3 separate regions of the Homo sapiens genome follow, and all the other regions are linked to region 2. Evidence: chromatin loops called from intact Hi-C (ENCODE). Cell type or tissue: PC-9. All regions are shown on one strand. Links, peaks and the distances in the headings refer to the core of each region. The heading gives the core; the rest is flanking DNA. Region 1 has its middle 130 kb from the start of MIR11400. Region 2 has its middle 42 kb from the start of MIR11400. Region 3 has its middle 88 kb from the start of MIR11400.

Evidence for each region. A loop is a pair of places that touch in the nucleus more often than their neighbours do. Peaks named below come from ENCODE experiments on the same cell type or tissue, not always from the same donor. Only the 100,000 strongest peaks of a DNase experiment are listed, where the experiment ranks them.
Region 1: it touches region 2 in a loop (2.7-fold over the local background); 1 of 110 quality-filtered maps calls a loop at or near these places.
Region 3: a loop joins it to region 2, with 7 times the contacts of the local background. A loop is called at or near these places in 1 of 110 quality-filtered maps.

Annotation. Positions count from the first base shown.
Region 1 is chr7:142,599,353-142,610,391 of GRCh38, forward strand. It overlaps TRB and TRBV17. Among named protein-coding and RNA genes, the nearest start is that of MIR11400, 130 kb to the left of the region's middle. In PC-9, for the core only: CTCF peaks have their summits at 4,704 and 4,911; a DNase peak (open chromatin) is centred at 4,709; H3K4me3 peaks cover 271 bases.
Region 2 is chr7:142,510,850-142,521,888 of GRCh38, forward strand. It overlaps TRB, TRBV7-7 and TRBV5-7. Among named protein-coding and RNA genes, the nearest start is that of MIR11400, 42 kb to the left of the region's middle. In PC-9, for the core only: CTCF peaks have their summits at 5,337 (motif pointing right) and 5,539; DNase peaks (open chromatin) are centred at 4,022, 4,455 and 5,412; H3K27ac peaks cover 3,398 bases.
Region 3 is chr7:142,380,680-142,391,718 of GRCh38, forward strand. It overlaps TRB, TRBV6-4, TRBV7-3, the pseudogene TRBV8-2 and the pseudogene TRBV5-3. Among named protein-coding and RNA genes, the nearest start is that of MIR11400, 88 kb to the right of the region's middle. In PC-9, for the core only: CTCF peaks have their summits at 5,006 (motif pointing right) and 5,205; a DNase peak (open chromatin) is centred at 5,032.

The sequences.
Region 1 (11,039 bases), core at 1,963-6,962, 88 kb after region 2:
CAAGTGAGAAGTTGGGGATAATACATTTTCTGGAATATAGAGACCTTGGGAAAAGAGAAGAGTTTGGAGAGGGGATCAAAACCTTATTATTTAGAACAATATCAGACCACGTAAAGAGTCTGGTTAATCTCTCTTTAAGAAATTAAACCGGCCAGGTGTGGTGGCTCACGGCTATAATCCCAGCACTTTGGAAGGCCAAAGCAAGCAGATCACCTGAGGTTGGGAGTTCAAGATCAGCCTGACCAACATGAAGAAACCCCATCCCTACTAAAAATACAAAATTAGCCAGGTGTGGTGGCACATGCCTGTAATCCCAGCTACTTAGGAGGCTGAGGCTGAAGAATTGCTTGAACCTGGGAGGGGGAGGTTGTGGTGAGCCGAGAGCGCACCACTGCACTCTAGCCTGGGCAACAAGAGCGAAACTCTGTCTCAAAACAATAAATAAATAAATAAAATAGAAGGAATAAAAAGAAATTAAACCTAGATAACACAAAAAGCATGTTCATTTTAAGTGTGACAACTTCAGATCCTACAAATTCACTAATTGGCCTCTATGGCACTGAAGGAGAACAGATTAATGTACTCTTGGTGTAAAACATATTAATGCACAGAGAATTAAAAGATCTTCAGGTATATGATTCAAATTGTAATGAGGGGCAATGTACTCAACATCAATATTCCTAATGAGGCATTATGGTATCAACTGTACCTAGGCAGGAGACTACACTTATGTTGAGCAGTTATAGAATTCAAAATAACTCTGTTAAAATTTGATAATCCATTCTGTTCACAGATCTGGTCACCACCTAGCATTCGCTTTGAGAGAAGTTCCTTTATTCTCTCCAGTTACATCTGCTCTTATTTCAGTATAAGTTGAACCCAGTTGTCTTACTTCCAGAAGTCCAAAGTTACTTCTTTTCTTGGGAAAAAAATTTACTGTGACTCCTGGAAACAGAAGTTCTCACTTTATCATTTTTCTGATCTATTTAATATTATACCTTCTCATTTTAAGTTCCTTTTCCCGCTCTCCAGAAGTGAGTGTTCCTTAGCGTTCTGTTCTCGGTCCCCCTCAAGCCCAGTCTTGCTGTTGGTGGTCTACATCTTTGCTTTTGTCACAGGGAAGTCACTCCTCTAGATGCTATCTTCAGCTTTTTCTTGAAATATTTCCATTCTACCAAAACTGTTCTCCTAAAGATTAAAATTACGTATTTCCCAGACCAAAAGACGCATGTGTGTTTCTTTGCCTGCTTGATCTCTTTGAAGCTCTTGACAATACTGACCATGCCCTAAGTCCTGAGCATTAATTTTTGCTCAGTTTCATTTACATCATTTTCAACTAGTTTCTCATTTTCTCTCTATTCTTTTTGTTTTCAATGCAGCTCCCAGAAACTAAATCTATCCATTTAATATTCTTTTTCCCAGGAAAATTCTTCTCATTCTATTTAAAGTGTAATATTCTAGTTTAATGGGAAAGTTTTTTGTTGTTGTTGTTTAGCCTTTTAAAAATCTCTACTGAAAAAATTTTGGATATGAAAATTAGCCAGGCATGGTGGCGGGAGCCTGTAATCCCAGCTACTCAGGAGGCTGAGGCAGGAGAATCGCTTGAAACTTGGAGGCGGAGGTTGCAGTGAGCTGAGACTGCACCACTGTGCTCCAGCCTGGGCAATGGAGAGAGACTCCATCTCAAAAAAAAAAAAAAAAGAAAAGAAAAGAAAAAATTGTGAAATGTGGTCTGAGACAACTTTTCTCAGTGTCACCTGAGGCATGGGTTAAACAGGTATATTCTAGGACAGGTTCAGAATTTCAGAGTCGAAATTTCTTGTTGGTGGACTTTAGGAATACGTATCATTGCTCCTGAGTATTTCTGTTAGTGCTGAAGTTCTGCCCCAAGGACTTCGTAAGATTAATAACATCGCAAATCTTCTGTAGTGCTTTAAAATTTTGTTCTTCATTTTTTTATTCTCACTTTCTTCTCTTTCCTTTTCCACTTCCTCTTATGTTTTCCTTAATCTTCAACTTTCCTAAGCACCTGCAAGTGGGATTGGAGCCTTGTTTAACATCGTCCATGTAGCAAAATAAGGATGAGGCCAAATATTTGAACCAAGGATCCCCATCTCCTATGGAAGGTGCCCTGAGGTTGTGGGTGTTGCTGGGGACATGATGTCATGGCCAGATCCTACATCATGCGGCCAAGGGAACCCAGAACTTTCACTGCTCTTTGCTACTGCACATCAGAACCCATCGCTGGGAGTGTCTTGCACTGCCTGACCTCACCATGGATATCTGGCTCCTCTGCTGGGTGACCCTGTGTCTCTTGGCGGCAGGTGGGTCCAGGTATACTTAAACATTTGCATAAAGATGTTTTTGGCTGGGCGTGGTGGCTCACAGCCGTAATCCCACCTTTTTGGGAGGTTGAGGTGAGTAGATCACCAGAGGTCAAGAGTTCGAGACCAGCCTGGTCAACGTGGTGAAACACCTTCTCTACCAAAAAATACAAAAATTAGCCAGGCGTGGTAGTGTGCTCCTGTAGTCCCAGCTACTTGGGAGGCTGAGGTGGGAGGATCACTTGAATCTGGGAGGTAGAGGCTGCAGTGAGCAGAGATCACGACATTTCACTCCAGCCTGGGCAACACAGAGAGACCCTATCTCAAAAAAAAAAGATGTTTTCTTTGGGCTTCCCTTCACCTTCTATGGCTTCCGTCTTCTTCCACAGGACACTCGGAGCCTGGAGTCAGCCAGACCCCCAGACACAAGGTCACCAACATGGGACAGGAGGTGATTCTGAGGTGCGATCCATCTTCTGGTCACATGTTTGTTCACTGGTACCGACAGAATCTGAGGCAAGAAATGAAGTTGCTGATTTCCTTCCAGTACCAAAACATTGCAGTTGATTCAGGGATGCCCAAGGAACGATTCACAGCTGAAAGACCTAACGGAACGTCTTCCACACTGAAGATCCATCCCGCAGAGCCGAGGGACTCAGCCGTGTATCTCTACAGTAGCGGTGGCACTGCATGGCTGAGTCAGTTCCCTCCAGGGTGCAAACCCTCTGGCTGCTCTTCTCCCAGTTGAACTCCAAGAAAACATTTGAAAAAGCCTCTTCCTTATCTTCCTACCCCAGAAGAAAGAAGCGAGTTGATTGTTGTGGCTGCAGCTGCTACCGGGAGAGTACAAGACCATGAATTAAGGTCTTAAATGGTCATGATGGGCACACTGGACAATGGGCTCCTGAAACTACCCAAATACAAAATGAGACATTCTGTGGATCAGGAGGAATCCACATGTTTAGAAGGAAGGGCCCCAGACCAATTTCCAAGTTCAGAGACCAGCTATCTGAGGTTGATATTACTTACCAAAACACAAAAACATTCCTACTGATTTTATCTCAAACACAGTTCTCCTGCAAACTCTTCCCCCACCAACGTACCCCAGCAGAGGCAATGACATGTACATTTATGGAACAGCCTGTTGACTACTGCAGATCCATCTCTTCAATAAGACCAACTTTCCCTGGAGGTCAGTGACTAAACCAAACCGCAAGGCAGACGGCAACACGACCCTCTTAGGGGATGGATGCCAGAGAAACACTGACTAAAATCCCCACTCGGGGACTGTCCTAGCACATTCAGTTCCTCACACAGCTGCCCAGGGGAGCGCGACGTTTTATTCTGTTACTTCAAACACTCATCTGTTCCTCTCTCTCTCTTGCAGGCCCTAGACTCACAGACACTGGAATTAGAGTCAGAAAAATTGCTTTCTAATCCCAAAACTGGTTTTGTTTACTCCCCTTCAGCTGTGAAATCTTGGCAAATGCTCTTACTTCTCTGGGACTCAGTGTCCTCCTCTTCAAAATTAGAGACTTGCTCCACTTAGTCTCTAAGATCTGATACAAATATGATTATTTGACTTGCTATTTATTTATTTATACAAATATTAGAATATTTATGTATACATTTAACATAAATATATTTATATTTAATAAAAACATAAAATTTATAACATTTTATATAAATTTATATCAATAATATATATTTATTGATATACTTATATCACATAAGAGATATATAAATATATGCAAATATATTTTATGTAAATTTTAATACAAATATAAAAAATACATTTTCTATATAAGTATATATAAATACTTATATATAAATGTATTTTATACATTTATATATAAATATATATATAAATATATATTTATATATAAATATATATATAAATATATATTTATATATAAATATATATATAAATATATATTTATATATAAATACAAATACTTATATATATTTATATATAAGTATTAATATATAAATATATGTGTTTATATATTATTATATATAAATAATATATAAATATATGTGTTTATATATTATTATATATAAATAATATATAAATATATGTGTTTATATATTATTATATATAAATAATATATAAATATATGTATTTATAATATTTATCTATTTATCTATCTACAGCTATTTTACACATGTGACAATCAGGGTTGCGATGGAAGACATCACTACAAGCTGGAAAATATGAACATAATTACATATGCAGATAACACAGATCCAGAGACTATCTGATTGCAAGGAACATTATAGATCACCCCTATATACCATAACTTTGAAGCTAATTTGAAATGTGGTTTGTGAAAGTATTATACATTTCCTGCAATCCCCTCCACTGCTGCTAGATGGCAGTAAAGGAACGTGTTAGAAAGTCTGGGGAGGGGACCTCATGATTTATTTACCGCGCAGTCATGATTTACCACGCAATCACGGTTTAGTCTTGTTGTCCTGTCATAATTAATAGTATCCTCTTTCACATACAAAAGTGTCTCAATTTGAACATTAAACTATACGGTCATTGTAGATAATGACACAAATGATAGCATCTCTGTTGAAAGTAAATTGTTTATTAATGTTGCAGTACCTTCATTTCTTTGTTTCGGTTTAATGAAATAGATTTTTTAAATTATAGAATAAATAAACACGAAGCTATAGCATTGGTCTGCTTTTTGTCATTTTACTATTTAAATATATCTCAGCCCTACTTACAGTTTGTATTAGCGATATATGGTGTATGAAGCCTCAACTTAAAAACTCAGCTTGGTCTTCGTAGTGCTTCTGTCACTGTCTGCCCAGCACCCACTGCCTCTCAATGTGTTCCAACGTTTCCCAATTCCTACCTGCTAATAAACCTACCAGGATATTTCCAGACCTATTTTCTCTGTGAAGAAAACCAAGCGACATTGACTTTCCCTCATTCATCTACTAATACATAAATGTCACCACATGCCAGTGACAACGGGGTAAAATAAGTAATAAAAGTGAAATAGGATAAAAGAATTGTTATACATTTATTGGCCTTCCGGAGAAATCCACCCTCTTCTCTCTAGTCTCCTGCGCACCCTGCCAACAATGTCATTGGCTGTAAAAATACCTCATGTTCATTTAACACTCTACAGTTTACTGAGTAATTTGTTGTTTTATTTTCATGCTTTAATTATATGTTTCCAGGTTCTCTGAGCTTTTGAGCTCCTGCTCTTCCCAGATGGGCTTTCATAACAAGGCCAGCCCCTTTCTCTCTCCCCTTCCGCCAGTGCCCATCATTTGAACCAAATTTTCTTCCTGTCTCTCTTACTTGATTCTTTCCCAACCTGTGCCTTCTGTTTGGTCTCTTAAAATATTTCCCTATTCAGTGATAACTCCCTTAATGAAGGCATCTTTATTGACTGCCTTGGAAATCCTCAGAATTATAGAAACATCTTTCATGTCCACCTTGGCATGTTTTATATGTTTCACATATATTTTCATAAATAATAAAAAAGTTATATATTTTCCATACGTAATAAAAATGTCCCTTCAACATGCGTAATATATAACAAGATTAGTGATCTTCCACCTAATGTCTTGGACAATGTGACTTCTGTCTGATAGGTATAGTCTTTGACCCCTACTTACTCATGATTAAAGAAATACCTTTCTCTCAAAGGAACTATCTGTGTTCACAGCGTTAAGTCTCATCCTGGATGCCGCAAGAAGACGTTCAAATGTCCACTGCCCACCCAGGTATGTGATGCTGCCTGCCATGGGTCACTAGAAGGTGATAGTTAAAAGTGTAGGCTCTGGAATCAAACAATGCAGACCACAATTCTGGCTCCTCTGCTCAAATGCTATGTGAACGTGAGCAAGACTGTGAACCTCTCTATGCCTCACTTCCTCACCTCTAAAATGAAGATAATAGTACCTACCTGAGGCTGAGCACAGTGGCTCATGCCTGTAAATCCCAGCATTTTGGGAGGCCGAGGTGGGTGGATCATCCCAGGTTGGGAGTTCGAGACCAGCCTGACCAACATGGAGAAACCCTGTCTCGACTAAAAATACAAAATTAGCTGGGCGTGGTGGCACATACCTGTAATCCCAGCTACTCAGGAGGCTAAGACAGGAGAATCTCTTGAACTCGGGAAGCGGAGGTTGTGGTGAGCCAAGATTGCACCATTACACTCCATCCTGGATGACAAGAGTGAAACTCTGTCTCAATAATAATAATAATAATAATAATAATAATAATACCTACCTGATAGTATTGGGTTAAATAAGATAATTCATGAAAATCCCTAGTGTGGTGCCTAAAACTCAAACGCTAATATACATAGGTTTGGCCTAATATTATGAGGTGTTATTATTTAGGATTGCTGTGCTTCAGCTTTTTGTTGAGTTTCACGGTTTGGCTCTTACTGGACCACTGACAGAAGCAACTCCATGACTGGTTATTCTGTCATTACCCCCAGATACTGTGCGATACCTTCCAAATCTACTACAAACAACGAGTGTGCATTTCTCTTGCTTGTTCCATCCAAGAGGAAAGAGATCTGTCCAGAGATGTCATTCTGCTTCAGTCAACCCAGCCGTGCCAGACAATATCAGCATAAATGTCAAAATTACCATATGTGGTCAACATATGCTGATACTGTGACCATATGCTACATGGGACTTGTTCCCTTAATTGTGAATAAGAGAACTATTCGTGTAGGTGTTATTATCCCCAATTTTATAGGCTCAGAAAGAGTAATAATTGGTCCAATGTCTCACAACTGTATGTTTCATGGCAAAGATTGGAAATGAAGCAATAACTTTTTTCTAGTAAAATTACAAGAATGACCTTAATTTCTTTCTAAGCAAACGTAGTGTATCATCACAACAGTTATGTTAAATCAGCTCAATAATCTCCTAGAAGAACATATTATAATATTCATTAGAGGTGGTATGGGCTTTAAGAGGGAGAAAAAACTAGGCAGGATATTGCTATACGTGAAGTACCATGCTAGATATTTCACATATGGTATTTCATTTCATCCATACCAGCAACCCAAAATTATGTTATTTATCCCTGTTTTACTAACAAAGAAATTGAAGTTTAAGGAGGGTAAGTGCAGGATGAACACTAAGCCAATTGTAGAGCTGGCTTTTGTAATCAGGGATTTTATTTAATTCGATTTGCTCTACTATCATCATGTTGAATTAAGAATGGCAAAGGGCTGGGTGCACTGGCTGACACCTATAGTTCTAGCTACTCGGGAAACTGAGGCAGGAGGGTTGCTTGATCCCAGGAGTTCGAGGCTGCAGTGAGATATGGTCATGCCACCGAACTCCAGCCTGGGTAACAGAATGAGACCCTGTCTCTAAAAATTTAAAAAAAAAATAAGAAATTTTCAAAAAAGAATAAAAATTAAAATATATATATATTTTAAGGCTGGGTGCGGTGGCTCACGCCTGTAATCCCAGCACTTTGGGAGGCTGAGGCGGGCGGATCACGAGGCGGGAAATCAAGACCATCCTGGCTAACATGGTGAAACCCCATCTCTACTGAAAAATACAAAAAATTAGTCGGGCGTAGCGGCGGGCGCCGGTAGTCCCAGCTACTCGGGAGGCTGAGGCAGGAGAATGGCATTAACCCAGGAGGCGGAGCTTGCAGTGAGCTGAGGATCATGCTACTGCACTCCAGCCTGGGCGACAGAGTGAGACTCCCTCTCAAAAACAACAACAACAACAACAACAACAAAAATTTAAAAAAATGTGTGTGTGTGTGTGTGTGTATACATATATATACTTTTTTTTTTTTTTTTAAAGAATGAGAAAGGAACTAGAACAAGCAGAGAGAAAAAGCCCAGGGGCACGACAGCTAAAGGATGACTAATGGAAGTTGAAAATAGGAAGCTGAAAGGTACAGAAATACTGCGGGAAGACAAACTACAAATTATGTGGAGAAAGACAAGAATAAGAACAGTTCCCAGAGGTCTGAACACAGCACATTATGTCTTCTTGCTATACAGTGGCCACCAAACTTGTCAATACTGTAGGCAAATGCTAGTGTCATTGCTTGTGGCTAAGCAGAAATTTTGACACTTGGGAAGGTTGGCATGAGATTGAACAGTTGCCATGGTGACCTGCCATAGATATTTTGATTGATGATGAGTAGACACAAAGTGCCAATGCTTAAGACCTAGCTTCAGATACTTAGGATTTAGTGGAGAGGCTGTTTTGACTATTTCTTTTCTTTTCTTTTCTTTTGAGACAGAGTGTCGCTCTGTCTCCCAGGCTGGATGGAGTGCAGTGGCACGATCTCGGCTCACTGCAAGCTCTGCCTCCCGGGTTTACGCCATTCTCCTGCCTCAGCCTCCCGAGTAGCTGGGACTACAGGCGCCCACTACCATGCCCGGCTAATTTTATGTACTTTTAGTAGAGACCGGGTTTCACCGTGGTAACCAGGATGGTCTCCATCTCCTGACCTCGTGATCCGCCCACCTCGGCCTCCCAAAGTGCTGGGATTACAGGCGTGAGCCACCACGCCCGGCCTGACTATTTCTGACATCTGACTTAGGCTGCACAGGAGGTGGGGTTTCTTGACAGGGAGGAGCTAATGTAGGGACTGTGATGTGCCAGGCTATTTGGGTTGGGGTGGAGAAACCACAGAGAGACAGACATAAGCTCTCTCCCTTATTTATAGGACATACCTACTGGTCCTGCCCTAGGCCCCAGATTCTTTGTTAGTGGCCTTTTCTACTGGGAGCAGGTGGGGCATTCCAGTTTCAGGTGTTCTGGGACCTGGCTTGCAGTTTTTCACTGATGGCTGCATCATTAGGCTCGCTCTTTTGCCCTTTCCTCAGTTCCTGTCTTTTTTTCACTTTCAGTCACCTAGAAACGACAATATCCAATCAGAAGTTGAGAATGAGACAAGTTTGGGAAGACATTGAGGAATGTCTCATATTGTGGTATTGATAAATCTAGAGATGGGGCCACAGCTTGCTTATAGCTGCTTAGAGTAAAATGATTAATCAGAAAAAGTAATTTCCAAGGATTTGTAGTCAGTCTGCCTGAGGCTAATACATTTATTCACAGCAAAATATCTGCTGCCTAAAATGACTCTGCAAGTTACCCCTACAATACCAGCTACTCAGAGTGATGCAATCACCTGGTTGCAATAGGAAATTATCCTGGCTTCAGTTATCTAGTAGAACAGGTGTACATATCAATCTTAGAGCTCTTGAGAAGACCCAGTAGCCCCAGACCCGTGCAATTATATTATAAGCACTCAAGTAACTTCTCAGCTAAAGGAAGAATGATGAAGCAGGAAAGAGAGAAAAATGATTTGTATTTTTTGTGGTTAACTTGCTTAGAAATTTTAGGGAGGATAAACTCAATCTTGACTAATAGGAAATTTAATTAATTTAGAGAGTTATTAAATAATAGCTCCTCCACATCAGGGACTATGATAAATGTTATTAACAACACAAAGAAGAATAAGACTTTCCCTTCTAGGAACATACCATTTAGTGGGAAGAAAGACAGACAGATACACACACACATACACACACACATGCACATACACTTAAACAGAAGTGGTAGAGGCTGAGGGAAATCCCATAAGATAGACATAAAGAAAGTGCTCCATTTGCTCAGAGTTAGAGGTGAAAACCAAGAATATTGGCAGAAAAGAATGTTTTAAAGCAACTTTGAATGATTCTTCCAATGATATTGGAATTAGAAAATGAAGGTTTAGGCAGAGTGGGGAGCAGGACAGTCACTGAAGTGGGAAGGCACACATGGGCTCAGCAAAACCGGAGCACAGTGTAATATCATTAGGGGTGAAGTCAAGAAAAGTAGCTTAAAATTAAGCCATAGAGAATCCAAAGATTTTAAATTTTCTTTTGATTTCAAAAATGATCTTTTCATATTATTGAGCCAGAAAATAATTAAGTCATCTATATATTAGACAAAGTTGTCAAAAGCAACTAAATGGAGGGATGTTAAAATGGGAAAGAAAAAAGCTAGCACATTTAACCTATAGCTAACAATACTGTATTATACACTTAAAAATGTGTTAGCAGGGTAAGTCTCATAGCACAAACAATAAAATAAATTTCTTAAAGAAAAAGTTAACTATTGGAATAGCCTAGACAAGAAATTATGAGGCTTTGAACTGAAACAACAGGAACAGAATTTGAAAGAGGAGAATAAACCCTTGGGATACAGAATGAACAAAATTTTAACACTGTCTGCTGTAAAAAGTGAGGGAGATCAGAGGGATTAAGGTGACCCTTGGATTTCAAGAATAAAAATATGGCCAACAAATCCAGGGAACACAGATGAAAGAGAATATTCAATAAAGAAGACATACAAATTCAAATGGGGTCATTCTGAAATTGTGGCACATTTGAGATATCCTCATATCTATCCTTATAATCAAAACAAACTCACTATCTGCTCATTCTATGACCAGTGACCTCACTCACTGCTGCCTTATACTTCAGGGCTTACACGTAGACACACACACACACAGGCACACACACACACACACACACACACACACACACACACTAAGAAAAGTAGCTTAAAATTAGACCATAGAGAATCTAAAATTTTAAAATTTAGAACAGATCTTCATCTGAGCCAGGAACCATTCATCTATGGCTTCTGTCATTTAATAGAATAAACAAAATCTGCATATGAATCCATGCAGAACTCCAAGTTCAG
Region 2 (11,039 bases), core at 2,785-7,784:
AAAGAATATTCATTTTATTTTTATAAGTTGGACCTAAACAGTAAACTGAGTACTTTTCTTCCATCAGCGTCTTAAATTAGACAACGGTAAAACAAATCTTTGATGCTAGAACTTCAGATCCTAGTGTTTTTCACATGGAAGTTCCCAGTTACCCAGTCTAGGGCATGGAATAGATGAGCATTAATAAGTCACTGTATGCCTGAGATGGTTTTCTATGGGCATCTTTTCTGAATTACGGTTAACAAGGGTGGGAAATGATCCCAGAAGAAAGGCATGAGGGCAGTTCTTGAGGGAACCCATGTGATGGGACAGTCTCATTGGGCACGTGTGACTGGGGGAATGGAGGAAGCTGGGGCATGATTGGGATGGCACAGGGGACCCTGACTTGCGGGAAAGACAATGAGCTCAACCCTTTGTGCCCTATGTTAGGGGCGCTGTTGTTGCATCCTACAGGACATGCCCAGCAGGCAGGGGAGCGGCTGTAGGATGAGAAGATGAACTCAGAGATGCAGTGTGAGGTCTCCAGGCACAGACGGCTCTGGAGCACAAACCAATGAGCCATGAATTGATGTTGTTAAAACGGAGGTTATAAATATTTAAAGTGTCACCCAAGTGTGTTCTAATAGAAATGCTGTGACCCTGAGGTCCTGAGGATTGAGAGAGGAAGTGATGTCACTGTGGGAACTGCCCTGTGGAGACAAGGACATCCCTCATCCTCCGCTCCTGCTCACAGTGACACTGATCTGGTAAAGCCCCCATCCTGGTCTGACACTGTCATGGGTACCAGTCTCCTATGCTGGGTGGTCCTGGGTTTCCTAGGGACAGGTGAGTCCTCAAAACACAAAGTAGTTTCATATTTTTTCTGTATGTAGGTGTGTGTGTGTATGCATGTGTGTCTGTGTGTGTGTGTGTGTGTGTGTGTGTGTGTGAGATGACTACAAATGTTTTCCTTATTCTGTTGCCAGATTCTGTTTCCACAGATCACACAGGTGCTGGAGTCTCCCAGTCTCCCAGGTACAAAGTCACAAAGAGGGGACAGGATGTAACTCTCAGGTGTGATCCAATTTCGAGTCATGCAACCCTTTATTGGTATCAACAGGCCCTGGGGCAGGGCCCAGAGTTTCTGACTTACTTCAATTATGAAGCTCAACCAGACAAATCAGGGCTGCCCAGTGATCGGTTCTCTGCAGAGAGGCCTGAGGGATCCATCTCCACTCTGACGATTCAGCGCACAGAGCAGCGGGACTCAGCCATGTATCGCTGTGCCAGCAGCTTAGCCACAGCATGGCACAGTCGCCTCCTTCCTGTTCACAAACCTCATCCTTCTCTCTCTTTGCAGCTCCCAGAGATCATTAACAGAGGCCTCTCTTTGCTCCTCACTTTTCCTGGGAAAGAGGTAGATTTGGACCTCGGTTGTCCTTTGGGTGGAAAGAGACCACAGATTCATTCCTGAAACACAGTGACTGCAAATGTAAGTGGTGAAAACAATCACGTCCCACTGCACTCTAGGAGGGCTCGGAGCCAGCTCACTGCTCCAAACAAGGAGTGGGTGTCTTAGCCTTGGCCTTCAGAGCAGACATGCATCTTCTATAGGTCTTGGAGGCTGCTGTGTTGCCCACATACATGAGGTTGTCATAGGCAGGAAACATGCCTCTTCTTCATATGTTGGGGCATCTGGAAGGTCTGAGGCTACATCCCCGAGAAGATCTTTCTTCTGAAGCCTCTTCTATCCCTGTCACCTTGGAAGTTTTCTGCCACAAAATATCAAACCTCTCTTCCTGTTTGAAGTAAAGGTCTTTGCAAATTTGTGGTCCTTACTTGATAAATACAATCATGGTAACAATAACACTTCATTTCTTCTGCCTACTTTAAGCCAAGAGTATCCTTTATTTTATTTCCATTTGCCATTGCTGCTGTCCTGATAGACAGAAGCATGCATCACCACCGCTGCCACTTCACCTTGATTCACTCAGGAAATCTGATTTTCAGACTCTGAGTGTTTTGATTGTTGTCCAACTCATTTGATTTGAAATAATTCTCCCAAGGCCTTTAACTCAAAAAGTGTTTTATTTATAATATTGAATCTATTCCTTTTTATTATATTTTTTCATAATATATAGTGTTATATAGCACTTGTTAGAAATAGAAGTACAATGATTATATTGCAATAGAATCTTCCATCTGTCTGTGGGTGATGCTGCAGTTTGTATCTATGAAATGGAATGCACTGGTCAGAGCTGATGTGATTATGCATTATGGGTTTCGGGGAGTCCTCAGCGACAGACCACTTCTCCAAGTCTGGGACTCAGTGTCCCAGATGCAACCCTGATAGAGGTGCCCTGAATCTTTCATAGCTAGGAGGGGCATCATAGTCCTTCCAAATTCACTGATCAGAAATTATGGTGTGGTACAGACACCAAATTTCTTTCCCCAGAGAATGATGGTCACTGGCAGGGAATTGCTCTTGACCCATTTTTTCTTGTGTCGTCATCAAATGACTCCTTGCTCAGCCGCCCTGTGTCTTCTGGGACTGAGTAAGGCCAGCACACAGATGGGAATTCCCTGTCTTCTGAGACCTTCTAACTGCTGCCACTTTCCTCCATGTGACTGCTGAGACAACTGGTCCTAACAGTGGACAAGCTCTGACACTGAGGCTGAACAGACCACAGTCCACTGTTGTAAATGGTGCTGCAAGAACATGTAACAAAAGTGAGCAGGGCTTCCAATTTATAGAGAGAATGAACATGCAAGAGGAGCAAAGGGTAGATGGTACTAACGAACAAATAGGGAGGAATGTGGTTTCTGTTCTAATGAAATCATTCTGTTGTCTTAAGTTAAGCAGGAGAAACATTTCATTGCAATTACTTCAAGTCAAAGGCTAGCGGCTCCCCAACCAGCCAGCATAACTCTTTGCTCTGTGATCTCAGCAGCTTCAGAGGACTCAGAAATCCTTTCTCTGCACAAACATCCCGTTGTCCATTCCAAGACCCAGGATCACACACTCTGATCTTATCATGAAAATAATGAGGTATGCTATAGTTGCTGTGGCCTCATTTTAGTATGTTTAGTAGGAAGCATTGAAGAAGTTTGAAGCTTTTCTCTTTAGTCTATGGCTTGTATGACTCAAAAGAAGTAAATAGGCATACTTTTCCCAGCTCCCTGTTCAGTGAAGCCATGCTGGGAGCTTGAAATCTGCCATGGTGGGTATGTTGGTACAACAGAAATTAGGAAATGCTACCAGCCATGCCCCCACCTTCACAGACACACAGTTTATCAGCACATTACTGGGGTATTTTCTGATGTCCCTCTTATGCCATTTCTGAGCTAGGCCAATATAGCTCAGAATTTATTTCCCCACTACTCTTGTTCTTAGAACCCATCACCTAAGGGGCCGTCAATTGTTCCTATTTCCATTCAACTCCCAAATTCTCTTGCACTGTAGCTCTGTGTTTCCTTCAAGAATGCCAGTCTGGAACATGACAACTATTTTGAATGTACCTAAAGGTATCACTGAACCAGTTCATTATTTACAAATTATCTTTCCTCACATGGAATATTCAGATGCTGGAGTCATTGGGAACAGAGATGGCCAAGCAGCAACTCTGGGTTGTGAACCACATAGAGCCCCGCTATTCTTCTATGTCACTGACAGACCCTGAAACAAGGACTATTTTGCTTTAGAAACTAAGCAGCTCCACACCAGTCAGGAATGACTCTGCTTTTACTTTAGGCTGAGAGATCAGAAGGATCACATCCTCAGTATTCTCCTCTCCTGGACTGAGTGTGGCCACTCTCCATCTCAGTCCCTGGAAGTTGTCCAGAGTTCCCTGAGAATCCCTGCTCTGGGGCAGAATCACCAAGGCTCATCCTCACCAGCTCCCCACAGGCTCCAGCAGGGCTTTCCTGCCAGGTGTAGGGCACAGGAATGGCTCTGTCTGTCTCTCAGGTAGAGGGAGGCCAAACAGTGATGTTTGTATAAGAGGGACTGGGTTTCTGTGTCTCCATTAAAGTATTTGACAATATTTTCTTTGTTTTTTTTTTTTTTTTGGTTTATTTTTCCATCTCGCCAATGAGGAGAGCAATCCCTTGGTAGTTATATTGTTTTTGGCACTTGGGAAGGTTTTTGTGGTTAAGTCACATTAAGAAATTGTGCCTTTTTTTCCTGTTCAGCTGTAACCCAAGGCAGTGAAAGAAACAGCAATAATTTTGAAAGCAGTTACTTGTGTATCTTATGATAAAGGTGTTAAGTTTCATTGCCCACATCTAACTTTCAGTCTAGTGGAAATGAAAAGGCACAGTTAGGGGGCATGTGAGCATGCCATGAGAGAGGTCAATGCCAATTGAGAAGTCTGTGCCAATCCCCAGTACTGTGGGATTGAAGGGGAGGGAGAGATGACCTCTCCTTCAGACCATGGTCAACAAGGAAGGAGAGGGAGTTCATCCATGGGAACCTGAAAAGCAGCAAATCCCAGGGGCATCTAACTTCAGGTGCAGGAGCAAATCCTTGGAGAGGAAAATGGTCCAGTTCAGCTGTCACGGGAGACAGGAGAAAGCAAAGTCATCTAATCCACAGTCCCCTGGCTGATTTGCTTCCTTATGATACTATTTTGCATCAGCGTGTCCTCATCTCCCGCTGCTCCTCTGCCTCTTCCAGTGTCATCTCTTCCCTGTTTGCTGCTCAGATCAGTGGATGTGCATTGTACAAGGTGATCATTTCCTATAGCAGTCCCTTTGCTACTCTTAGTTATATCCATCCTTATTTTCTGCATTAGGTACTGCTCCCTCCACCATTGCTTATTGTCTTGTAACAGGTCTCGTTTTATATATTTCAATTTTACTTTTTATTAATAGACATTTGACTTCATCTTTTGCTGATCTATACTTTTGGGGTAACATTGTCATTTTTGGAGGATGTTTTTGTTTATCTTTAGTGATTCAGATTAAATAATCTCTTTATACTTCAACGTCTGTGTCTTCTTACTATTTAAAACCAAATATTATTTCCTTTCATTCCTCTCATTCTGTTCCTCTTTCTTTAGATGGTAGTTTTAAGGGAGAAAAAGTTTGGCTATAACTGAAGCTATGTGATAAGAGTTATTCAGAATGAGGGTGGGATATCAAGATTGGTAACTCAAAGCAATAATTAGGGTTAGAACTAATGTAGGACTTAGGGTTTAGGGAAGCTGCTCATAAAACCTGCGGGATGGCACCTCTGGAATATTCTGGCAGCTCACTCTGCAGACACTTCCCAGCATTCCTTGGGCCATTACAGAATTAAACAATGATGAAGCTTCACTTATTGGCCACAAGATGGCAGTGTGGTCCACTGCGATGTAAAGGGCTCTGGGCAGTCTGGGGGAGCAGCCTAGGAGGGAAAAGGTTAAGAAAAATTAGGGTTTGTATTCAATATTATGCAGATGTTGCAGGAGTTTTCAGTTATTGCTAGGCTACCTACAGCTATGCAAGAGGCAGGAAGTCCCTCTAATCTTTAATCAGATCTACAGTTGAAGAATTTTGGCCAGGCAGCCTTGGTGTCGGGGCATGTGCAGACAGAGGAGCAACTGCCTCAGAGGAAAAGGGAAAAGTGAGAGGCAGGCTGTGCCCTGAGCCCAGTGGGTCTCTGCTGCACCTCATCTTCCCTGCAGGTCTGGCCAGGCAACAGCTTTAACCTGCTTGAGTGATCTGGGATTCTCCAAGTTCATAAGTCTTACTGATAACATCAACTTGGCTGAGGTTCCATTGGAAATCAAGCACATGTTCTCTGGAGGACAAAAAGTATTGACAAAAATTTCTGAAACACCTCAGTAAACAAACTATTGAAGGAAAATATTAGTAGATGCACCAAACTGTGCCGTTAGAGATGAAGATAATAGACTAGTAGAATTTTACAAAGGAGACTATAAATAAGTCTCTACTAAGTATTTGTGGGCATCAAGCAGTGTCTGAGTCCTCTCAGGGTAGATTAAGGAAGGAATTCAGCTATTATCATGACTTTGGCTTGGATGAAAATCCATGAAGTCCTCAATTGATTTTCTTGTAAAATATTACAGAATAATATTGAGCAAACATTTTATTTTTCTCCAGCCTGTATCCCTCTTTAGCACTAACAGGTAAAGCAGACACCTAGAGGCACGGTTTCTTTAGTTGGGATCCATTAACTGTAGGACTGGGAGGTCCATAGCTGGGCTTCACAGGGAGTTCAAACCCCACGTGCAGGGAACTCCGTGTGTCTGTGCTGTGCCCAACTCCCGTCTGTGAGGCTGAAAAGGGGGAGTGCCGGGTCTCCCAGTACCCCACTCACAAAGTGGGGAGCAGGCTGCTTGCTGGGCAAAAAAATCAATTCAAAAATTGGCCAATCTGTTCAAAGCCAAAATGAAAGGAAAGTCTGAATTGTGAGACTGATGAATGCCCAATTTCCCAAGTTATGAAATTTGTAGCAGCTCATGGTTCTCAGAATGATTTCAATAGCATATGAAGATATTGTAAAAAGCTTTTGTTTGTCTACAGCTTTCCTTGATTTTGATCCTAGTTGTTTTTCGGCCCACTCATCAGTTGAGCTTATTTTGATGCCAAATTTCAATGTTGCCACTTCAGTCACCAAGCACTTCTCACATTCTCCATAACTTACACAGATATGTGTGTTCCTGTCTTTTCTTATTTTTGTGTGATTCATTTTTAAATTGGGCTGTGCAGAATACAAGCATACATTTGTAAGTGAATCCCATATTTTATGATTTAGCTGTTTACTTTTTAGTAATACTTTTTATTAAAGTATAATAGAGAGTAAAACAGAAATATTAATACAAGGACATCCTGGTACATTTTGACAAATGCATATGCCAGTGCAATAGTAACTGAAATGATTATAAAAAAAATTCTGTCATGCAGGAAAGTGTCGTCATGCTCCTTTCCAATCAATTTCTATCCCAGAGATAAAAATTGTATTTATTTATTTATTTAGAGACAAGAGTCTCACTCTGTCACCCAGGCTGGAGTGCAGTGGTGTGATCTCAGCTCACTGCAAGCTCTGCCTCCCCGGTTCACGCCACTCTCCTGCCTCAGCCTTTGGAGTAGATGGGACTATAGATGCTTGCCACCACACCCGGCTAATTGTTTGTATTTTTAGCAGAGACGGGGTTTCATCGTGTTAGTCAGGATGGTCTCGATCTCCTGACCTTGAAATCTGCCCGCCTCAGCCTCCCAAATTTTTGGGATTACAGGCATGAGCCACCGCGCCTGGCCAAAACTTTTCTTATTTTTATCACCACTGACTAGCTTGGTCTATTCTTGAACTCCATATAAATGGAATCATATAACATTTTATTGAGTTATTTTCCTCCAAAATTAGTATTTCTGAAGTTTATTCATATTGTTGTATCAGTAGGTCATTTTTTCTTATGACTAATATTCCATTGCATAACTATACCACAACTTGTTTATCCATGCTCCCGTTGATGGATATCCACATTACTCCTGTCTTCAACTATTATGAATACAGTTGTTGTGAACATTCTTGTGGAACTCTTTCTTGTGGACATATACATTCTTTTTTTTTATTTTATTTTAGGTATAAACTTAAGAGTGGAAATACTGACTTACAGTGTAGATGTGTGTGCTATGCTTGCGTGTCCTCACAAAAGCTCATGTTGAAATTTGTCATTGTAATGGTATTGGGAGGTGGGACAGCTATGACTAGGTCATGAGGGATCTGCCCTCAGAAAGAGATCAATGCCGTTATTGTGGGAGTGAATTAGTTGTCTTGGGAATGGTCTTCTGATAAAAAGTATAAATTCAGCCACTTTCTCTGTCTTGGGTGCTTGCTTCCCCTTCCTTCTGCCTTGGATAACAGCAGGAGGCCCTCAGCCGCTATGGCCCATTGATCTTGGACTTCCCAGTCTCCAGATCTATAAGCCAAATAAATGCCTTGTCTTTATAAATTACCCAGTCTGTGGTATTTCTCTATAGCAGTAGGAAATAAATGGAAAGAAAACATGGTGCTGAGAGTGACGCTGTTGCTGTAACAAGTACCTGAAAATGTAGAAACAGCTTTAGTTAATGGGAAATGGCTAATGGATAGAGGTTGGAAGAATTCAGAGAAGCAGACTAGCAAAAGCCTAGATTGCTGAAAACAGAGCATTAAGGGCATTTCTGGTGAAAGCTCAGGGGGAAATGAGGAACAAGGTATCAGAAATTGAAGTAAATGCCATCCTTCTCATAAGTAGCAAAAACCTTGGCAACATTGTGTCCTGTTCTAGGACTTTATGGAATATAAAATTATGAGCCATTAGCTAGGATATCTGCTGAAAGAAATATCTAAGCTGCAAAGCATTCAGGCCACTGTGTGACTACTTTTAGGCACCAGGCAATTTAACCCAGCAAGAAGGCAGCCAAGGGAATAGATTTTGCAAACCAGCACAGATGGTGACACTACCTCCCTCTGCTGTCCTGTCTCCCATAAGCCAAACTCACTCTGAAGTTAGAGAAAAGAGGAGACAGTTAACATGATACACTGGAGTCAGCCTGTGAAGGCAGGGTGGATCTGGAGGGATTAACATAAACTTTCCAGAGCACTACATATAGGATGGCCTTGAGGGTGTTGAGTCCAAAGCTGGCTAGGTCTGTGGTGTGAGCTGATAAGGCCCTAGATTTATTTCTGGGGAATCTGCACTCTTAATAATTTACAGACAACACAGGTCTGCTTTGGATCTGATCAGATGGACTAAATCTTGGGGCCTCTGTACCGCTGGCCACTCAGGAAATGGGTTGGGAATGTTGCCTGGGACAGGAAAATATAGTAAGAAACCTTGGTGTGAATCTAGCTTCAGAAAGATGATGTGAGGAGAGCAAGGAAGAGCTGGAAACTGATGGTTTAATCACAGGCTCCTCACCATCTGCTGATAGGCAGGTGTGCGAGCTCCAGCATGGAGCACCGCAGCACTAGGTCAGAGGAGGGTGATAGGGTGATGGGGCAGCCTGTGAGCTGGGGCAGTTAGGCAGAGGAGCAACTGTATCACCACAGAAGCTTCTGCCTTCACCCATCCCTCCAGCTCGGCAGGACAGGTAGAGAGTCCAGTGTCCGTGGAGCACTAGACCTAAGGAAGGCTGCATAGGGAAGACACAAGACAGTGACATCACAGCATACCCCTCCCATCAGGAAAATCAAGGCCCAGAACTCACTCAGCTCTTTCCCAGGAGGACCAAGCCCTGAATCAGGTGCAGTGCTGCCTGCCCCACTGTGCCATGGGCCCCGGGCTCCTCTGCTGGGTGCTGCTTTGTCCCCTAGGAGAAGGTGAGTCCCGGGCACAGGACAGCTGCTCCATTCTCAGCTTTCCCACCCCTGTGTCCTCCACTTTACCTTGGGGAGGACCTCCAGGCTGTCTCCAGTGCTCATTATACATCTGCTTTTCCCACAGGCCCAGTGGACGCTGGAGTCACCCAAAGTCCCACACACCTGATCAAAACGAGAGGACAGCACGTGACTCTGAGATGCTCTCCTATCTCTGGGCACACCAGTGTGTCCTCGTACCAACAGGCCCTGGGTCAGGGGCCCCAGTTTATCTTTCAGTATTATGAGAAAGAAGAGAGAGGAAGAGGAAACTTCCCTGATCAATTCTCAGGTCACCAGTTCCCTAACTATAGCTCTGAGCTGAATGTGAACGCCTTGTTGCTAGGGGACTCGGCCCTCTATCTCTGTGCCAGCAGCTTGGCACAGCCCAGCAGAGTCACTGACATTCTGTATATAAACTTCCGCCTTAGCTTTGACTTGAGAACTGCAGGCCCCACCCAGGTTTCACTCCTTCAAGGGAAGCTTTTAGTTGTTTGGAAGGCATGTCTTGTGTCCTACTGAGGGCAGACCTTTCCCAACCAATAGAGCCCAGGTTTCCTGTGCCCTGAGTGTGCCTGCTTCTGTGCTGCAACTTCTTGTAGTTTGTCACTTCCTGGATAACTTCAGTAGAAGAGTGACTGTTGAGCCCCAGATACGTGCTAGATTCTTCGTATTTGTTACATAGCTTAAGGGCTTTCCACACTCTTGCACATCAAACATTTCTATTCTTCCTTTATAGATAGAAGGCTCAGGGACATTGAGTCATTTTCCCCAGTGTCTCTTGGCTTGTAAGGATCAGAAGTAGGAAACAAACTAGTCCATCCATTTTCCACCTACCCCCCTGCTCCATCATCACCTTCTGCATCCTGGTCAGTAAGTCAGAGCCCTCGCACTGCCCTCTAGTGACCAGCAGGGCTGCAGTAGACGCTCAGATGCCTTCAGGGGTCATTACTATGGCCTCTTCATTAGCAACTTTGAGGAATGTTAAATTTAACACTTTTTAAAAATCATTTATATGCATTCCCTTTGTCTTTCCCCAGTCTGCAGCTTATGTTTTCACTTTTATGGTGTTTTTTTGATGCACAAGAGTTTAATTTAATGCAACAAAAACTAAAATCAATTTTGTTTGTGTGTAGACAAAAACCGCTTTCTTATATAAATGTCTAAGCGTAGTTTTATCAATTTATTCTAGTAAAATTTAAGCTTGGATTTTCACCACTAAGAATAAATGTACCTGAAGTATATCTTATGTAAGAAATAAGATAGAGACCTAGGAATGGGAGGGAAGGACATATGTTCAGTGAAGAAGTAATAGCCTGTCAAAGAGAGCCCTAAAGTAGACCCCCAGAGCTGATGGTGGAGAGGTAAGTGGAGGGCAAATGATCATGAACCTTGTCCGTTTGTTACCTTGTAGAAGAAAGGCAGCCAGGAGTGGAGACCACATGGGTGAAGGTTTATGACTTGACTGTAGGTTGAAGGTGGCAGCAGGTAGAGGGAGGACTAGCAGGCAGAGGGCAGAGTCACTGGCTGGCAGGGGCAGTGGCATCATCAGTTGACTCTACTGACATCCAGGAATTATGTTCCCAATGCGCAAGTTGAAAAACTCCCCACAATTTGCCTATTATTCCTTGACCCTGCCATGACCACCAGACTCCTCAATGGTTTGGCCGTCTGCCCCCTGAGGGCAGGTGAGTCCCCTAAAGCCTTTTCCTTG
Region 3 (11,039 bases), core at 2,070-7,069, 130 kb before region 2:
CTGGGGAAGGGCCATGGCCTCTCTCGACAAGAAGGTTCTGGGGACCAGGCAGAGAGAATGAGGTCTCAGGATGACTTCCTTGACAGCCCTGTTCCCCTTTCATCAACACACAGACCCAGAAGACCTCTCTGTCTTGTAGCATCTGCCATGAGCATCAGGCTCCTGTGCTGTGTGGCCTTTTCTCTCCTGTGGGCAGGTAAGTCCTGGGCAGGGCCCATGTGTAGATTTCAAGACCCAGAGCCTTCCCATTGAGGCTGCAGCATTGGCTTTGTTCTCCTTCTCTGTAGGTCCAGTGACTGCTGGGATCACCCAGGCACCAACATCTCAGATCCTGGCAGCAGGACGGAGCATGACACTGAGATGTACCCAGGATATGAGACATAATGCCATGTACTGGTATAGACAAGATCTAGGACTGGGGCTAAGGCTCATCCATTATTCAAATACTGCAGGTACCACTGGCAAAGGAGAAGTCCCTGATGGTTATAGTGTCTCCAGAGCAAACACAGATGATTTCCCCCTCACGTTGGCGTCTGCTGTACCCTCTCAGACATCTGTGTACTTCTGTGCCAGCAGTGACTCCACAGTGCTGCACAGCCATCTCCTCTCTGTACATAAATGCAGGGGAGGCTCTGCCCTCCTCCCCGACCCCAGACTCAACCATGTCCTTGGCAGAGTTCTCAGCACTGGGAATCTTGGAAGCCCAATGGGTGCCGGGCAGTGTGAGCCTCAGTCTGTGCCAGGTGCCTCTGCAGGCAGTCCCAGCCAGGCCTGGACTGGTCCCAGAGCCTCAGAGGTCTCTTTTGTTTCTCTCTGGTCTTTCTTCCAAGCTATCTTTTTGGGATGGGACCAGGGCTTTCCCAGCTCTTACTTTTCTACTCATCATCCTGAGTCCGAGGTCCACAGGATGGAACAGGATTTGTATTTCAAATCTGTCTAGACTCCTGTTTCTCTCTGGGGGCCACGTTGCTTCCTCTCTCCAGGGTTTCCTCCAGTACCCACTCTCATGTGGTCTCACCTGTGGCCCGCCTTTCCCATCTGAGCAGTCACCCCCGAAGGCCTTGCTGGGCCTCTGCACACCACCTCCCCTCGCCTTTCTACTGCAGCCATGAGGCTGCCTCTTCTGTGCCTCCTTCCTTTCCAACACAGAGACCTCAAAGGCCATTTCCTCCACCCTGGGCTAGTGCCTTCCTTTCTGCAGTGGTCAGCTTCTACCTGCACTTCTGATCTCAGCATGATCAGCCTCTCCTGCTGGAAGCACTCCCTCAACTCTCAGCTGAGGTCAAATTTCAGTTTCCCTCTCATAAGCTCACAGAATCATGTGCCTCTTAGTAAAGTTCAGCACCATTGCAATTTTTCCAACACTTGTTTTATTCCTTTTGTGCTCCACTTAATTTTAAACTCATGAAGCTGAAGGCTGAGCTTGTTACATTTACCACCAGCAGTGCCTGGCAGGCAGGGAGTCCTCATTCATTTCACAGAGAATGGATGGGTGAGTGACAGGTGAGTGAGTGATGAGTGGGTGAATGAACCAGTAACAGGAACACACTAGATTCATTGTACCCTGGCAGAGGTCTAGAGTTAACTTTGCCTGAGATGCTCTGTTATGAGCTCATCAAGGAGCACTCACTTGTTGAACAAGCATAGGACCATGCATGGTGCAAGCCAGTTTGTCAGTCTGGGAATTTCCAATTTAAAATATGATGTGTTCTTCAAGCTGAATGAGGGTAAACTCTCTGTATATAATTATAATATCTAAGCTATTTCTTAAAGTTTTGGGTTAGGATCAAAAAAACCCCTGAAGAGGGCACATTTGTAGATTTAGGATTTTTAAAATATATTTATATTATTTTCCCTTGGAAGAACAGGATGGGAATGGCCTTATAGTTGCTAATTTGTGGAGAAGGCATCATATAAAAGTAAGAGAAAATCAGAATTGTGTTCTAGAGGGTAAATTGTGGCTGTCCTGAGAGCATGTTCCCCAGGAACCTAAACCATGAGCATGTTCAGGAACCCAGAGTGCAACAGACAATTCTTGGCCCCATGAATTTGGTGGTAAGACTGGAGACAGTTGGAAAAACCATGGAGTCTTGAAGTTCTTCACTCTCAATGCAGGCCTCTCTTGAACACCACAGACTAATGTCAGATAAATATGCTTCCACTATTAAGACTATTAAAACAAGAACCAATGAAGAGAAGTGAGCAGAAACAATAAGCAATTGAAGTGTTTGAAGACAAGAAATTTTTACCATTAAAAGGTATGAAAGTTTGTAGAACTATATTTAAAGGAAATTGAAATGTGAACAAGAAAAAAAGACTGACAGAAACCATCAAGATAACATTAAAAAAAAATCAAATTCAATACAGAAATGATTAAGATTATCACTGAAAACAAAATGGAAATGAAGAAAGATGAAATGCTTCTAAGAGATTATTAGTGATGTCAAGGACAGAGCTGAAGAAGTTACATAGAATGCAGCACCGAAAATTAAATATGTAACTTTAGAAAGAGCTTAAGGGTGGTTTCCAGCATAGTAGAATATATAATTTTTAATTATATATATTTATTTATATAAAGTTATTTATATTTATATATTTAATTATATATTTATTATATAAAAATATATAATATAATAATATATAATATATAATATATATTATATAATATAGAATATATATTATATAATATAGAATATATAAATATATTCTATAGAATATATTATATACAATATATAAATATATATATTTCCCATTTTTCTTATAGATAATTGAAGTTTCAGGAAAAGAAAGTAGAGGGAATAAGTGATTGTGATGAGACATTAGCTGAGAATTTTCCAGAGGTGGTTCAGGACCTAAATTCTCAATTTCAAGAATTCAAATGAATATGAAATAAGATAAATGTTTATATTATAATGAGATTGTGGAACATAAGTGACAAATAGATGATTCTAAAAGCTGTCAAAAAGAAAAGATAAATCTCTCCTAGTGGAATAGACTGAAAAAATCAATGAAAGAAAGAGGATCAGAAATAACCATTTAGTAGGAATTATAATCCCCATTCATTAAACACTGAGATGGAGGAAAATATATTTACAAGTGGAAAAATTAAAAAAAAAGACTATGAGTTTTCCAATAAGGTATCTTTTCTGAATTATAGTCAACAAAGGTGGGAAGTGGTCCCAGAAGAAAGGCATGAGGTGCAGCTTGTGAGGGAACCCATGTGTTGGGACAGCCCCGTTGGGCACGTGTGACTGGGGGATGGAGGAGGCTGGGGCATCAATGGGGATGGCATAGGGGACCCTGACTTGCAGGAAAGACAATGAGCTCATCCCTTGGTGCCTTGTGTTGGGGGCGCTGTTGGCACATCCTAGAGAACATGCCCAGCAGACAGAGGAGCGCCTGTGTGGTGAGGAGATAAACTCAGAAATGCAGCATGAGGCCTGTAGCTCCAGACAGCTCTAGAGCACAAAGTGAAGACCGATGCATTGATGTTGTTTAAAGGGAGCTAATAAATATCTAAAGCAGTCATCCAAGTGTGTTCTAATATAAATCCTGTGTTCCTGAGGTTGTGGGGATTGAGAGAGGAAGTGATGTCACTGTGGGTACTGTTCTGTGTCAGGACAAGGACGTCCCTCCTCCTCTGCTCCTGCTCACAGTGACCCTGATCTGGTAAAGCTCCCATCCTGCCCTGACTCTGTCATGGGCACCAGGCTCCTCTGCTGGGCAGCCCTGTGCCTCCTGGGGGCAGGTGAGTCCTCAGACACCAACCAGTCTCATTCTGTGTGTCTGTATGTGTGTGTGTGTGTGTGTGTGTGATGAGTACAACTGTTTTCCTCATCCTGTTCTCAACTTGTGTCTCCGCAGATCACACAGGTGCTGGAGTCTCCCAGACCCCCAGTAACAAGGTCACAGAGAAGGGAAAAGATGTAGAGCTCAGGTGTGATCCAATTTCAGGTCATACTGCCCTTTACTGGTACCGACAAAGCCTGGGGCAGGGCCCAGAGTTTCTAATTTACTTCCAAGGCACGGGTGCGGCAGATGACTCAGGGCTGCCCAAAGATCGGTTCTTTGCAGTCAGGCCTGAGGGATCCGTCTCTACTCTGAAGATCCAGCGCACAGAGCAGGGGGACTCAGCCGCGTATCTCCGTGCCAGCAGCTTAACCACAGCATGACACAATCGCCTCCTTCCTGCTCATAAACCTCCTCCTCTCTCTCCTTGCTTCCTTATGATACTATTTTGCACCAGGGGATCCTCATCTCACACCACTCCACTGCCTCTTCCAGAATCATTGCTTGCATGTCCGCTGCTCAGATCAGCAGATGTGCGTTGTATATGTTAATCATTTTCTGTGGAAGGCTCGTTGCTGGTCTTCATTATCCATCCTTATTTTCCACATTGGATACTGCTCCCTTCAAGATTACTTGTTGCCTACAAAAGATCCTACTTTTTACATTCAAATTTTACTTTTTATTAATACGTATTTGATGCCATCTTGAAGGCAATCTCATTATCATCCTAATCTTTTGCTAATCTTTATGTTTATGGTAACATTGATTGTTATTTTGGGGGACATGTATTTCATCTTTGGTAATGAAATGAAATAACTATGCACTTCAATTCCTGTATGTTCTGCCTACTTAAGAGTAAATCCAATTTTCTTCCATTCCTCCCATTCTATCCCACTCCCTTTATATGATAGTTTTAAGGGAGAAAATATTAATTAGACTCTAACTGCAGCTATGTGATAAGAGTTATTTAGAATGAGGGTGGGATATTAAGCTTTGAGTAAAGCAATAGTCAGGGTTAGAACTAGTGTTGGAATCAGGGTTTAGGGAAGTTGCTCATAAAACCTGCAGGATGACACTTCTAGAATAGTCTCTCACTCACTCTGCAGACACTTCCCAGCATCCCTTGGGCCATTGCAAAAGCAATGATGAAACTTCACGTATTGGCCACAAGATGGCACTGTGGTCCACTGGGATCTAAGGGACTCTGGGGAGAGCCTGGGAGAGCAGCCTAGGAAGGGAAGGGTTAAGAAAAATTAGGGCTGGAATCCAATATTATGCAGATGTTGCAGCAGTTTTCAGTCATTGCTAGGCTACCTACAGCTATGCAAGATGCAGGAAATACCTCTAATCTTTAATGAGATCCACAGTTGAAGAATTTTGGCCTGGCAGCCTTGGTGTCAAGCGCAGGTGCAAGCAGAGGAGCAACTGCCTCAAAGGAACGTGGGAAAGCTAGGGGCGGGCTGTGCCCTAAGCTCAGTATGTCTCTGCTGCACCCCATCTTCCCTGCAGACCTCGCCGGGCAACAGCCTTCATGAGAGGAGGTGGATCCTGCCTGAGACCAGTCAGAAGGCCCTGGACCAGCTGGACTCCGTAGGCATGGGGGGTGACACCACAGGCCCACCAGACTATTCCCTAGGGAGCAGCCTCCGAGCCCCAGCTCACAGTCCTGAGGATCACTGCACTTAGTTGGGCCAGCCCCTCCTCACTCTGACCCTACCATGAACCCCAAACTCTTCTGTGTGACCCTTTGTCTCCTGGGAGCAGATAAGTTCTGGAAACAGCTGCAAAACCCTGTCATGGGTTTGCAATGTCTGGGCTACAAGCCTTTTTTGTCCTTTCTTCTGCAGAGTCCCCCTATTTCTTAAGTCTTGTCTTCACTTTCTGTCTGCCTCTCCAGCAGGCTCTATTGATGCTGGGATCACCCAGATGCCAAGATATCACATTGTACAGAAGAAAGAGATGATCCTGGAATGTGCTCAGGTTAGGAACAGTGTTCTGATATCGACAAGACCCAAGACGGGGGCTGAAGCTTATCCACTATTCAGGCAGTGGTCACAGCAGGACCAAAGTTGATGTCACAGAGGGGTACTGTGTCTCTTGAAACAAGCTTGAGCATTTCCCCAATCCTGGCATCCACCAGCACCAGCCAGACCTATCTGTACCACTGTGGCAGCACATCCGCAGCCCTGCACAGCCAGCTGCCCTCTGCACAAAAAGGGCAGTCACAGGCTGGAGGTGGGCACTCCTTATGGAAGCCCGTGTCTCAACCAGAAGAAAAAGCTGCCCTTTCTGAAGCTCTTCCCAGACTTCCCAGCAATGGGATCTCATTCTATGTGTGCTCCTGCAGCATAAAACTTAGAGTGAGCTGGGTCTGTCACTGTAGTGCGGATGTGTAAATGCAAACAACGTAATGTTATTTTGCTCAATTTGGAATATTCTGGTAATTGTGCAAAGGAATGGTAGCTTCTAACAAGAAATTCATATTTCACTTTCTTTTCAGGAGAGAAGAAAAAAGCAGAAAGCAGCTGGGAAGCTTTAGCCTGCTTGAGTGATCTGGGATTCTCAGGTAGCATACATAACATCACCTTGGCTTTGGTTCCTTTAGATACCAAGCATGTGTTCTGTGGAGGACAAGAAAATCCATTTTTTTTGTTATAAAGTTATAAACACACAAGAGAACAATCCAGTTAGGGAGAATGTTAATAAATACAACAAACTCTGCCATTAGACCTGAAGATAATCAGCTAGTAGAATTATCAAAGAGATTGTAAGACTCTTACTGAGTACCTGTTTGAGGTCCTCTGAGGATAGATGAAGGAAGGAACTTAATTCTTACCATCACTGTGGCTTGGATTAGAATCCATGAGTTCCTTAACTTGTTTTTCTTGTAAAATATTATAAAATAATATAGAACACACATTTTATTTTCCTGTAGCCTGTAGTCCTCTTTAGCACCTAAAGGGAGAAGCGCATATCCCGGTGCAAAAGGGAGCTGGTTGCTTGCTTGGCAAAAAAATGAATTCACCAATTGGCCAATCTGCTGAAAGTCAAAATGAAAGGCTAATATATGAGACTGATGACAGTTCATGGTTCTTGGTATAACTTCAACAGCGAGTGAGCATTTTTTTCTTTGTCTATAGCTTTCTTTCAGCCATCGATCCTCAGTTGTGTCTTAGCCTCTTATCAGTCCAGCTCACTTTGATACTAAATTTGATTGTTGTGTATCTCAGCAAGAAGCACGTCTCACATTCTCTGTATTTTTTGTGGTCATGAGTGTGTTCCTGTCTTATTCTTATTTTATGTGGTGCATTTCTAAATAGGACTGTACAGAATACAAGCATCTATTTGTATATGACTCTCATCTTTTATGGGGAGAGGTCAGAGTAGGTGAGCGTGCACTTTGATTCTCTGCTGGAATCTCTTTGGATTCTATGTCCCCTGTCACATGGTTTATTTTCATATGCATATTTCTCATGGTTCTCCTGACTCTTTTAGCAATGCTCATTGCAGGATATTAGAAATTGTATTACTTCTAATGGCAGAATGTTAGAAATTGTGTTGACTCTTAAGGCAAAATAAAATACCTGGACTCACCTTTCCATTGCTGTGTCTATTAGTCGTGGTCCTGGAGATATCAAGGAGGGACAAAAGGAGTATTTGCAAAGGTGTGGCAGGGTTAAGGGAACCCAGTAAGAGAAGTAGAAGTAGCCTAAGAACAGCAGAATCTGTGGCTCTTATTCACATTGGCCTGAAATAAGTAGGAGAGGATGTGGATCCCAAAGCATCAGGTACTGTAGCTCTAAGGCAAGGCTGCCTATAAGGTGCTGTGGACTTTGGTAGGGAAAAGTAACCTATATAAAATAATGAAGCAAGAGGATAGCCAGGGCATAGATGAATCAGAACAAGTGGTGCCCCTACCTCCCTCTACTCTCCTGCCATTGTCTCCCATTAGCCAAACTCACTCTGGAGTTAGAGAAGAAGAGAGCCAGTTAACATAATACACTGAGGTCAGCCTCTGAAGGCAGGGTGGATCTGGAGAAATTAACGTAAATTATCCAGATCACTACGCATAAGATGGCCTTGAGGGTGCTGAATCCCAAACTGTCTGGCTAGGTCTGTGCTGTGAGCTGATAAAGCCCTAGTATTATTTCTGGGGAATCTGTACTCTTAATAATTTACAGACAACCAAGGTCTGCTTTGGATCTGATCAGATAGACTAAATCTTGGGGACTTTGCACCACTGGCCACTCAAGGGAGGGGCTGGAAATATTTTCTGAGGACAAAAAAATAGAATTAGAAAATTTGGTTGAATCTAGCGTCAGAGAGATGACATTAGGACAGCCAGGGAGAGCTGGAACAAGAAGGTTTAATCACAGGCTCCTCACCCTCTGCTGATGGGCAGGTGTGTGAGCTCCAGCATGGAGCACGACAGCACTAGGTGGGAGGAGGGTGAGAGGGTGATGGGGCAGCCTGGGAGCTGGAGCAGTGTAGGCAGAGGAGCAACTGTCTCATCACAGAAGCTTCTGCCCTCACCCAACCCTTCTGCTGGACAGGGAGGGAGTTCAGGTTGTGGGGAGTACTGGACCTCAGGAAGCATTTATAGGGAGGACACAGGACAGTGACATCACAGGATACCCCACCCATCAGGAAAATCAAGGCCCAGAACTCACTTGGCCCTTCCCCAGGAGGACCAAGCCCTGAATCAGATGCAGTGCTGCCTGCCCCACTGTGCCATGGGCCCTGGGCTCCTCTGCTGGGAACTGCTTTATCTCCTGGGAGCAGATGAGTCCTGTGCACAGAACAGCAGCCCCATTCTCAGATTTCCCACCCCTGTGTCCTCCACTTTACACTGGGGAGGACCTCCAGGCTGTCTGCTGTGCTCATCCTCCATCTGCTTTTCCCACAGGCCCAGTGGAGGCTGGAGTCACCCAAAGTCCCACACACCTGATCAAAACGAGAGGACAGCAAGTGACTCTGAGATGCTCTCCTATCTCTGGGCACAGCAGTGTGTCCTGGTACCAACAGGCCCCGGGTCAGGGGCCCCAGTTTATCTTTGAATATGCTAATGAGTTAAGGAGATCAGAAGGAAACTTCCCTAATCGATTCTCAGGGCGCCAGTTCCATGACTATTGCTCTGAGATGAATGTGAGTGCCTTGGAGCTGGGGGACTCGGCCCTGTATCTCTGTGCCAGAAGCTTGGCACAGCCCTGCAGAGTCACTGGAACTCTGTGCACTAATCTCTCTGCTTCCGTGTACAGCAGTCTCAGACCAGACAGCTGTGAGTACCTGGGGCCTTCAGGGGGAAAGATAAACAATTTCAGGACTCTGAACAAGGCTGGCGGAAACAAGGCCAGGAGGATATGCTCAGAGGATGGTGCTGCTTCAGGAGGTTCACGGCAAAATTACTTTCTTTGTCGGATGCTGTACACTATAGTGATAGAGTAGCTGGCACTCTCCTTTTTAGAAAAAGAAATTCATTTTGGTGTCAGGATTGTTCGACAGATGTGTAGTATAGAAGGTAAAATCTCAAGGGTTTGCTTTATATAATTAAGGGAGAAGAAATTGAGATTTGGTTTGGAGAAACTTGAGGAGAGAGAACATGATTAAAGATTATTAAATAAATAGAAGTAGAGCTACCAGATGATAAAAAATTGTGTTCTCTGCAACATAACCTGTCAAAGTTTTCAATTGCTAGAAAATACGCAGCAAGGCCTTGTAGCAACTGGCATCACCCCGAGGCCACTCTATGATGGTCATCACCACGTAGCCAGTTGCCCTGTGGGAGGGCCCTGGAGCTGGTTCCAATGTCTTCCTTCTGGACTTATATCTCAATTCTCAAAACAGAGGAATTCATTTCACTGCTGATGGTAAACAGATAAAGGCTCTCCCATTTCCCCAAAGATACATTCTGCTTCCCTTGTATCTCTTTCTGACACTTACCGCCCAGATCCATTACCTTCTGTGATCAAACACCTCTTTGAATATTTCCTAAAACTCTGCAGCCTTTACATTCTCTGCATTTGTGCTCAGTATTTCCATGGCCTGGAAGGACCTTCTGTCTCCCAAGAAACAGCCAGACCCTGCTTATCGGTCAAGGATGGGCTCACACCTGCTTCCTCTTTGCTTCTTACCATGACATTCCCCAGCATTGTACTATACCACCATCTTTATTATTTTCATAGGAAAAGCCAAGTATTAATTAAATATATAATGAATATTATTTGATGTTGTGAAATCTATGTTAATTCCTGCTTATATAGAGTTCTGGAATATTATTACTTTTATTCATGTGAGGGATATTATTAACCACTAACTATTTCCTGGTTAGAGATCAAAGTCACTTCTGTGTAATGATAGCAAATGTGAGAACCAGCTGAATCTGTTTGAATTACAGCTGGCAGTATTATTCATTTCAAAATTTTTATAATTTAGAAGTAAATTTTTAAAATCTAGAAATCCTTTTGTGAAATGCACTGTCTAAAATTTAGTAATAATGAACCTAAATACAAAATATGAAAACATATGGGTGTAATTAACTGGGATTAGCTGTGGAATATAGGGTTTCCAGGCTGGGTTTCCTTGATAGCATCACACTGTTTAATTGTATGGCCTTTATAATTCTGGCTGGTCTCTACCATCTTAACATATTATTTGCAATTATGTAACAATTGTTTATTTTGTAATCAAAATGTTGGTTCATGTGTCCTTTGACTCCATTGGCTAAGGGTAGATTTGAAAATCAACCCTAAATTGACTCTTCTGGGAAAGCATGGACGGGGTGTGTAAGAGGGTGGGGGTGGCAGGAGTGGGGGCATCTCTCTTTCTGATTTGGACAATTTGAGCATATCACGTCAGAGGGTATGAATCCATGAGACTGTAGACTGTTGGCCACTTGGAGGCGCTGTGGCTCCACAGTGCTGCAGAGAACTCAGCGGAGGGGTGGGAGAGTGGCCAAGAGAGGAGGACTGAAGGGGATGCCCTGGCTGCCTGCTGGCATCAGTAGGGTGGATGGAATTCCCTGAGTGGGGCCTGGCCATGTAGAGTTAAGCACAGACTATCATTGCCTTGAAAGAGTTGGGGTGCCAGAGGCCTCAGTTTGCATCAAGGAGGGAGTGTCTCTGCTGCTGCACGGGCAGTGGAGGGTGAAGGGGCTGGGGTGGCAAGGGCTGGGGAATCAGTGTCAGGGCAGGGACAGGGCGGGCAGAGGAAAGTAAGGTGTGATGTGGGTATGTTGGTACTGTGTTCAGTCC